3 separate regions of the Homo sapiens genome follow, and regions 1 and 3 are each linked to region 2. Evidence: chromatin contacts called from ENCODE Hi-C or POLR2A ChIA-PET data. All regions are on one chromosome and are shown on one strand. Each heading gives the region's core, a stretch centred on a gene start or an enhancer-like site at or near the end of the contact. The rest is flanking DNA. Distances are from core to core; before and after follow the strand shown.

Region 1 (3,316 bases), core at 330-2,829, 520 kb before region 2:
GAACTTCTCACTGGGGCTAAAACCTCCCTGGATAAGCTGGGGCAATTTCACCTCAGGGCACTGGCCCAGTTCTCCTGCTGTTCTCTCTGCCTGGAACTCTTCCCAGCCATTTGCGGGGCGGGCTTCTTCACCTGCTTCAGGTCTTACTCAAATGTCAGCTTCTGAGTGAGGCTTCCTGAACCATCTATTTAAGATAAGCCCCTTCCATCTCTGGTACTTGGTCTTCTGTGTTGTCGTTTTCTCCGTGGCATAAGACATTCTACACGTATTCACTCATCATCTCCCCCCATGACTCCTCACTAGAATATAATCTCCTCCAGAATGAGGATCTGCCTCTGTTTTGTTCACTTTTATAACCTCATTATTCTTAGCAAGAATAATGCCAAGCATATTAGACACTTAAAAAATATTTGTAGTATTAAAGTCCAATGAATATAAAAAAGAGATGGAAGTCAAATTTCTAAATGAACATTAAAAGCCAATAAATGTATATATCTTTATGGAAATAGTCATTATGGAAAAGAAGAGTTTAACGGTCTTGGAAAGGGATTGGCAAACTTTTTCAGTAAAAGGCCAGGTAGTAAATATTGTCATCTTTGCATCCATAATGCCTGTATTGCAGCTACTTAGCTCTCCTGCTGAAGTGCAAAGGCAGCCGCAGATAATATGTAAATGAATGAGCACGGCTGTGTTCCAACAACATTTTGTTTATGGATACTAAAATTCAAGTTTCATGTAATTTTTACGAGTCATGAAACATTATTATTTAAATATTTTTCTAACCATTTAAAAAATGTAAAAGTCATTCTTAGCTGTGGGCTGGATTTGGCCAGGAGGTTTTAGTTTGCTGACTCTTGATCTAGGATTATAGAAATATTTGACAGTTCTACAGATGCTGAAAGTACGAAAAGTATCCAGGAAGAAATATAGGCAAACCCCACCCCCCTAGAATAGGTTATTAGCAAAAATGAAAAGAGGCCCTTTGGTCAAACTTCTTAGAAGCTATATTCCATCAGCAGGTAAACCACAGGAATTAGCTTTTTTCAGGCAAGGGTGAGGTGAGCATTAGGCAACTCGTGGACTGTGGGAGTTCTCACAACCATACTAGATTGTAACTGTGCAAGAGGGAGCTATTTATATGATTTTGAACGAAGCTTGAGGCATATTCTGGTGCTTTTTAACTTCTATGTTAGGTGAAAAAGCTGCCTACAAAAGCCTTCCTCCCACCCAAAATACTAGCTGTTAGTTGGTGACTGATCCTCAGAAATATTAACATGAATCATATATGCTCTTTTCACAGTGCAAAAAGAGATAATTTTAACACTCAGAAAATGTCATAAACCACACAATAGAGAAGCTATCCAGCCTTCAAATTGTAAATAAATAAAATCCTGTTCCTGCATGGAAGCCTCTTCCTCCTTTCGATTCTGATGCTTCCTCCTCTGGATTCTGATGCCTGCAGGGCTGGCTGGTGTTAACCGTGTTCAGTCTGATGCTGAAGGCAGCCTTTGCTCTCCATCCTTCCTCCCTGGCGCCCACCCTTGTTAGCCCGACTGTCTTTGGGAACCCATAGCACTCAGCCTTGCCCTTTCTCTAGCTGCTGCTCTTCTCACCTACAGACAGCTTGTGGCTGCCCTGTCTCTACTGCGATCAGCCCGGGTTGGCCTAAGCAGCACCAGCTGAGAGCAGGGCTCAGCCTTTATCCAGGCTTCAGGAAAGAACCCCTGAGTTAATTTTCTTCTTCCTACTTGGAGAAACAGGTATTTTTGTCTTTGATCCCTAAGCTCTGTTTTCTTTCTCTTGTTACTAAACAGTTCACTCCCTATCCACTCTCCTTTTTTTGCAACTTCATCATTTTTCCACATTGCACCGTTTGGCACAGGAGAAGGAAAGAACCACATCAAATAAAGGAATGCAACCACAAAAGCTGCCTTGAGAAACAGGGCCCCAGATTTTTTTTTTTTTTTTTTTTTTTGTCAATTTACCGTTTTTGGACTTGTTCTCCCATAATCAAATCCTCCCTATCGTGCTAACAATGTGGTGGTGTGTCAAAACATTGGAATTCTGCTTCAATCAGCAACCCAGAGCTTAATAGGAAAATGAAGCAACAAAATGTTGCTCTTACTGTTAACCTTAGGCTAGGCCTGTCCTTAGGATGGGGACTGTTTGCTTCTTTATGGTAAATGGGCCAAACGTTCAGTTTTGTGAGAGCTTGCATTGTCAGCAGAGGCCCACAGCAGTGTCTTGAGCACCATTCAGGCACGCTTCTAAAGCTCAAGTACCGCAAACTGAAGTACGAAGCATCCCACAATTTAGTAAGCCAGAGAAGAGTTAAGACTAAATTTGTTTGCAAAAATTTTAAAGACACATTCATTTTACTGGCAGCAAGTCAGGGGTCTGGCTCTATGACACTCATGTCTGCAGTTATCACAAAAGGGCTTGCGTGAAATTAAAGTGGTTGTTTTGTTTCTTGTTTTTAAATTAAAAATGTGTGCAATATGTAAACCATTTAGGGACAACAATAAGGTGCCACAATTCCAAACCAAAACATTTGCAAGTCACCACTCTATGTCCTCAGGGAGTATGTGATATAGTTAATGTTTCTAATATTCATCATCAATGAAAACATCAGTTACAGGTAGAGAATTTCTGATTTAGCAATTTTTTAATCTTTTGTGATTAACTGGGTAAATTAAACTGTTTGAAGGTAAGTATTTTTGTTGTTTTGGTTTGGTTCACATGGAGTCATGTGCCACTTTGGTTAATGTGGGAAATAGCCTCTTCTTCAACATCATCTGTTGCATATACAAGCAGTGAGTAGAAGTGTATCTGTCCCTGAACACCAAAGTAGTGTGACCTCCCTTCAGAGATTTCTCTTGGGGAGAGAGGAAGGGGTGGGAGGAGACATACCTTTTCTCCCACCCTTGTTCTAGCATAGCATATTGGAATCTCAGGGTGGAGAAATGTGTTATTTGAAAAGAAGGAAAAAAGCTCATAGCTGGTTCTGATATGGACTAAAAGGACAGACTACCTGACTGCCCCACCCCTGAGAAATGCTGTTTCAACCATACAGAAGGAATCTTCTATCCTCAGAAGTTAAAGACCTCAGTTAATAGGTAAAGTTGCTGCTCTTCTAATTTTGGCAACATTCAGCCTGGCCCCAGTTCTACCTTGAAGAGCCGAGTTATTGGTGTCATTCCAGTTGCCCATTGATCTTCCTGTCCCCTCTGGAGACCTCTACTCTCACTCCCACCACAGCTGCCCAATAAGCAGAGAGTACGATCAAGTCAAGGCGGTGAACAATGAAGGGAAGAAG
Region 2 (3,167 bases), core at 105-2,604:
ACATATTACATTTATACTGTTTATATGTATTTATATGTGTAGCTACTAAAATTAAACATTTTCATCCTCATCCCCTAAAGTCGACTCTCGTGACACCAGGGACACTCGTGTATACTTTGGAAAACTGTCTCACAACCTCTCTGTATTACGAAGGATGCAGCCAAGTGGCTGCCCTTGTTGAAATGCTCAGCCAGTAGGATCACTCATAGCCACCACTGTCTTTGTTAGGGCCGTGCCTCAAAATCACAAAATTATTGAATCATGGAGGATAAGAGATAGATCATGGACTCTAACTCTGGAGAAGGTGTTATACAACACACCCAGCCATAGCCCTAAAGATTAAGGGGCACCATTCAGGGATATAAAGATGAATCAGATATAGTCCTTGCTCTTAAAAACTCACTAAGCTTACAGACATAAACAATTGAAAACTAGAAGGACTAAGCAAAGGAACAGAAATGAAAGAAACTCACATCTAGATGTAGTTCCACCACAAACTCGGTGTGCCTTTGAGCAAGTCACTTCATGTGTCTAGCCTCAGGTTTTTTTTGTTTTTGTTTTTGTTTTTTGAGATGGAGTTTCGCTGCAATGCCCAGGCTGGAGTGCAATGATGCAATCTGGGCTCACTGCAACCTCCACTTCCTGGGTTCAAGTGATTCTCCTGCTTCAGCCTGAGTAGCTGGGACTACAGGCAGGGGTCACCATGCCTGGCTAATTTTTGTATTTTTTGTAGAGACGGGGTTTCACCATATTGGCCAGGCTGGTCTCGAACTCCTGACCTCAGGCGATCCACCTGCCCCAGCCTCCCAAAATGCTGGGATTACAGGTGTTAGCCACCCTGCCCAGTGCCTCAGTTTCTTTAAACAGAGGTAATTAACATCTGTTTTTACCTTTTAAGTCTAATAGGGGATTCGGATTTTTTTTTTTAACAAGTGTGAAAAAAATCCTCTGTAAACTGTAAAGCTGAAATATAGTGTGTAAGGAATAAATATGCAATGCCCAAAGTCCTCCATAGAATATTGGCATTATAAATGGAGAGCGACTTTCTCTAAGTGAAATTAAGCACTGGAAAAGGCAGTTTTGGAGGAGAGTTGGGAGCACCATTTGGGCCTGACCGGTGTCTCTGGCTAACTTTCTGCTGCCAGGTCTTGGGTCCAGGAATGTCTGTGAGCGAAACTAGCTTGCTGCTCCTAACTTTTTCACAATCCTCCTTTTTTTCTGATTCTTACTCTTTCTTCTGCTTTGAAACCTTTATCTTCTTTCAGCCCCTTGTGCAAGCTGACCGCATTGTAATGGGTCTATACTGCCCCCTTGTGGTCACTCCCTGCCGTGGTTGCATTAACTTCTGACGGGGTGTGCGTGATAAAGGCAGACCTGAGGAAACCCAACCAACCCCAGCTAAATGCAGCTGGTCCTGGAAAATCCAAATTAAAGCCAGCTGCTGGAGTGCAGCGCTCCTTGATGGGAAGGAGTAGTTCATGCCTGGTTTTGCCCCAAGTAGGACATAAATCCAGCCCTCTGGATTAAACTTGCTAAAATGGTCAGTTCCTAGACTATCCAGCTTGTCTGGAGCAAGGTCCTGGAACTAAAAGTGGCTAGAAGGTATCCCTTCTCTGACAGAAAAACCCAAGGATAGGAAGGGCTGGGGCTAGGACCTGCCCTTCAGCCCTCCACCCATTGAAACCAACAGTTAACTAACTGAGCACCAATTTGTGAACTGCTAGGTGCCATGGATGGGGTACAAGATAATGTAGTTCCTGTCCTCAAGAACTTGTAAGTGACAAACGTAAGTAACCCAAACACACATATCAGTAATGAATATCAAGCCGTTGGAGTAAGGGCTGTAATAGAAGTAGAAATAAAGTGCTGTAGCGCTAGTGGGGAAGGAGGGATTAGTGATAGTCTCTGCAATCAGGGAGGCCTCCTGAAGGTAGTTTGGGGCAAGCTGATTGTGTTAAAAATGAGTCGGGCCTGGGGGAGGGAGGGAGGAATGGGTGGAGCACAGAGAGATTTTTAGGGCAATGAAACCATGTTTGTCTGTATACTATAATGGATACATGACGTTACACATCTCTCCAAACCCAGAGAATGTACAATATCAAGAGTGAGCCCTAATGTAAACTGTGGACTTCAGGTGATATCGATGTGTCAATATAAGTTCATCAGTTGTAACAAATTTACCACTCTGGTGGGGAATGTTGATAATGGGGGAGGCTGTGTATGAGAGGAGTGGGGACAATGGCAAATCTCTGTATTTTCTGCTCAATTTTTCTGTGAACCTAAAACTGCTCTAAAAAATAAAGTCTTAAAAAGAAAAAAAGTAGTACCTTACTTACCAAACATGAGCAAGGAAGACCACAATGACACTCATAATAACTACATGGGGTGGGGGGAGGTGATTATGTGTTGGACATGGCTAAAAGTTTATATTTGTTACTTAATCTCTGCAACAATACTGTTGGGTAGGTATTATTTTCTCTATTTAATAGACAAGGAAACTGAGGCCTATGCAGAAAGGCTTGATAGAAAATATAGGGAGAGGAAAAAGCAAAGGTGTGTTTGGGGCAAATAACCTGTTATTTCTAGAGTAGCAGGTATGCCTCATCGGGTGGAAGAAAGGGAGGGACAAGGGCAGGTGTGGGGTCATGATGATAGAAAAGCACAGGAACCCTATGATAAGGCTTTTAAAGCCTCAAAGGAATTTGGACCCTCACACTTTGGACACTGGAAAACCTTTTGAGATTTCAGAGCAAGGGACTCTGCTCAGGGATGTGTTTGACATATGTGGAGGAGAGTTGATAAGGCAGAGATGAGAGGGAGACCTGTGGAGTCATGAGGTGAAGGGAGCTTAGATTAGGGCAGTGGGCAATGCAAAGGCATAGATCCTAAAACTTCCACATGGAGAAATTAAAATGGGCTAGGGGAATAAAGAAGGCAGAGGTACCCTTGATGGAAAACACTGCAATCACATGCTGAGCCCTCCAACCTGCCTCATCAATGCCAGGTCCTATGGTGGGGGTGGGGGCAGATTTCCAGAATCCTACTGAATAGAAGTCTTGGTTCCACCCTGGACTATGATGTGCCAAACCTCTAAAACCAAAGGAGGGCAAAGTCTTCTCAGAGAGCAGCGGTGAAATCCTGAAAATTGTTCTCAACGCCCACATTAA
Region 3 (3,057 bases), core at 300-2,799, 840 kb before region 2:
GGAGTCCCCTCCATCCTCCTTGCTTCCATTCATTCCCTTTACACTGGCTCTGACCCTTTCTTCTCCTGCATCCCCAATCCCCAGAAAGGATGGAAATGACACAGTTACTTCAAATAATTCCTCATGTGTGCCTCTTTCTCCTGCCACACTGTGGGTCCCATAAATGCACATGTGCTATTTACTCCAGGGACAACCGGGGCTGGTCTGGGCTTCCACCCCACTCTGCACATCTCCCCAGCACGGCTTCCTGCCACCGAGGAATGAACTGCAGTGTGGGAGGGGTGAGGGCAATGACCTTAAAAATCCTCTCCGAGCAGCAGAATCCTCCCTGGACTGTGAGCAATCCCCAAGTTCCTTATTCTGCCTGTGGCTTCGGCACCTGGTGTAGACTCGGCATAAGGTGGGGTCAGTGATTGCTGAGAGGGCCAGGGACATCAGTTCCCTAAAGGTGGGTCCCCTTCAAAACGACTGATGTACAAGAATTACCAGAAATTATTGCGGCAGCAGCAGAAAGGGCCTAGGGAATGAACCGTGTCCCAGACACAAAATCCTCCTCGGCTTGGCACCAGGAGTGCAAGCTTCAGCCTGGAGGCCTCACTCAGCCAGGACAGTTCCAGGCATGTTTAGATGGGGCTGCTGTCACCTCCCATGCTGATGGGTGGAGCTTTTCCTTTGCTGGTCCTCAATGCTCACCTATGCTAGGGCTTGGAGGATGAGGGAGGGAGGGAGGATGCTGACGTGGTCTGGGTATGTGGCTTTGTGGGCTGCAGAGCTGAGAGCTATCCTCCTTCCCTACAGCTGTGTCCGGGGGTGTCTGAGGACAGAGTAATGGACCTGGACTCCCTGTGATCATGGGGATTCTGCCAGTCCCTCTCTGCTCCCCACACAGAGGGCAGCCCTCACCTGGGCTCTGTGTGTCTGCGAGGGTAGACACAGAACAGGTACACCTGCCTTCCACCTCGATGTCCCAGTCCAGCCCAGCAAAGAATCACAGATGTGGTGGCAGAGACTCCCGCCCTCCCCGCACCTGGAGGATGCAATTAGCGAAACCAAGGGTAGGAAGGAGCCCAATGCCCTCCCATATTTTCACAAACCCTTGGGTGCTGGCTAAGGGTGCTTAGACCTTTTTGGCAGGTAGAGAAAATGGACACCCCGAAAGACCGTGTGACTTGCCTCAAGAAACCACCGAAAGTGGGACCGAAATCAGAGCCCGGGTTTTCTGGCTCCTGTCCAGTGCCCTTCGCCCTAACCTGTTATACCCGTCGCTTCTCATGGCTGAATTCGGGTCTGCAGGAGCTTCTGATGTGTTCCAGCAGCTGTGCTCGATCCGGGAACTGTGGGATGGTCTGGCATTTTGCTTGTGAGGAAACGAGGGACTGGGGATGCTTGGGGAACCCCCTCCTATCCTGTCTCTCCCTGCCCCCCATGTCCCTGCTGGCTGAGGCTGCAGGAAGCTTGGGGTTTGCACTGGCACTGGGAAACCGGACTTGTATGGGTGTGGAGAGAGTGAGGTCACTGCTTACCTAGGAAAGCCACATCCTCCTCCTCTTCTAAGCCCTTGTGACACTCTCTGTGTCGCAGGCCTTTGGCCTTGAGGGTGAGACCTTCCATTCCTGTGTACGTGCTCATTCTGACCCTCGAGTAGTTTTAAGAGACCGTACGTGGGGTGTACCTTATTTGTATGCATGGGACCATCACCTGGCAGCTCTGTAAAGGTGGTTATTATTGCTATTGCCACCAATATCAAGGACAAATAGCATGATGAAAGGAGAAAGGGATAGGAATCCAGCCCTCTCCCTGGACCTGCCCTCTCCAGCTTCTCTGTCTGGTGCTCAAGGGCTCCTTTCACGCTGGGAGCCTTATCTCCGTATCTCTTCTCTTATCAGACAGGCCTCTTCCTGCCCTTGCTGCTGCATCTGACGCATTCTTCTCTCCATGCCCTTTGCTCACAAAGGTCCCTTTGCCTGGGAACGCCCTCCGTGACCTCCTCCAACACATTTCACAAAGCCCATTCAAATCCCCTCTTCATGGGCTCTCCCGGCCTCATTGTTCACATTGCTTCTTGGTGCGTGGCCCAGCACAACACTGCTGGCTGAGTCCCTTTTGACTCTCGTTCCTCTGGGCTGTCTGGCCCTTCCCAGCTACACCTGAAGCCTGGTGAGAACAGAAGCCACATTTGGTGGGTCTCTTGTATCCCCCTTGGAACCATGGAGGGTACAAGGGCAGGGTACAAGGTGGTATGGTGGTACCTTCAAGGGCAAGCCATGTCACAGGTGTCCTTTTGTTGGTTGGGAGAAAGATGGCAGGAGAGGAGAGGTTTGGCTGAGCTGGAATCATCAGCCCTCCTCTCCCTGAGAGAGGGCTTGGGAGAGCAGTCCCTGCTGGAGGGGCCAGGTTCCTCTTCTCTGCCCATCATGGGAGATCAGCAGCAAAGTGGATTTCTGGGGACATAGTCCCCGCAAGTGCCAGGCACACTGAGAGACGTCCCTGTTCAGAGAACTCAAATGCCTTCTTCAAAGGACAGACAGTAGGTTTCCAGTGCCAGGGACTGTCGGAGGCCGTGCCCCTTCCCTCCCTACACTCTGTTTCACACTGGCTCATGTGTGCTGAAATGCAGCTGTCCCTGGTACTCAACACAGTATGTCAGTTGTGGAGACGGATCCACAAAAGAAGAAAAATGAATTTCTGTCACTAGAATTCTAAAAATAAGGCAGCTTGGGTGGGAAGAAAATAAATGGCAAATTCAGGTCTCTGTCTGACGCCCTGAAAAGGTTCAAAGCCTCGACGTCGACGCCACATTCCATCCCCTGACTAATCCCAGATATCCCTGGGGGCCCTTTGGAATCTGGGGATATCCTGTTACAGTTACAGTAAAAAGGCCAATCCACGTGGAGTGCTTACTACAGGCCAGGAGCGAGCTGCGCGCTAGATATGTTGGGCCAGGGGCTGACCTGGATTTTGCAGAAAGAGCATTGAGACCTGAGTTCACAGAGCTTGTGAGTGGTGGGCTTAGCATTCCAACCCAGGCCTTCATCACGCTGCAGCCCACGCTTGTTC

What was found. Hi-C counts contacts between places; a loop is a spot of excess contacts on that map. ChIA-PET counts read pairs that join two places held with the same protein, here RNA polymerase II (POLR2A). Pooled maps may share reads with other maps.
Region 1: a map of CD8-positive, alpha-beta T cell shows a loop between it and region 2 (2.3-fold over the local background). The contact joins two enhancer-like sites. A Hi-C loop is called at or near these places in 3 of 168 maps with a recorded cell type or tissue (CD8-positive, alpha-beta T cell, ascending aorta and mucosa of descending colon) and 10 of 50 pooled maps. POLR2A ChIA-PET finds 5 or more read pairs at or near these places in 1 of 52 experiments (MCF 10A).
Region 3: a loop to region 2 is called in a pooled map, with 2.5 times the contacts of the local background. The contact joins two enhancer-like sites. A Hi-C loop is called at or near these places in 2 of 50 pooled maps. POLR2A ChIA-PET finds 5 or more read pairs at or near these places in 2 of 52 experiments (A549 and H1).

The regions. Positions count from the first base shown.
Region 1 is chr2:28,223,511-28,226,826 of GRCh38, reverse strand. All of the region lies in intron 7 of BABAM2 (BRISC and BRCA1 A complex member 2), which reads right to left. Among named protein-coding and RNA genes, the nearest start is that of BABAM2-AS2, 85 kb to the left of the region's middle. Within about 2 kb of position 1,579, at least 7 of the 41 ENCODE cell types and tissues checked have a DNase peak (open chromatin) inside an H3K27ac peak, as active enhancers do.
Region 2 is chr2:27,702,083-27,705,249 of GRCh38, reverse strand. No RefSeq gene overlaps it. Among named protein-coding and RNA genes, the nearest start is that of LINC01460, 12 kb to the left of the region's middle. RefSeq lists a silencer at 1,285-1,354. Within about 2 kb of position 1,354, at least 5 of the 41 ENCODE cell types and tissues checked have a DNase peak (open chromatin) inside an H3K27ac peak, as active enhancers do.
Region 3 is chr2:28,543,668-28,546,724 of GRCh38, reverse strand. All of the region lies in intron 14 of PLB1 (phospholipase B1), which reads right to left. Among named protein-coding and RNA genes, the nearest start is that of PLB1, 49 kb to the right of the region's middle. RefSeq lists an enhancer at 684-1,183. Within about 2 kb of position 1,549, at least 8 of the 41 ENCODE cell types and tissues checked have a DNase peak (open chromatin) inside an H3K27ac peak, as active enhancers do.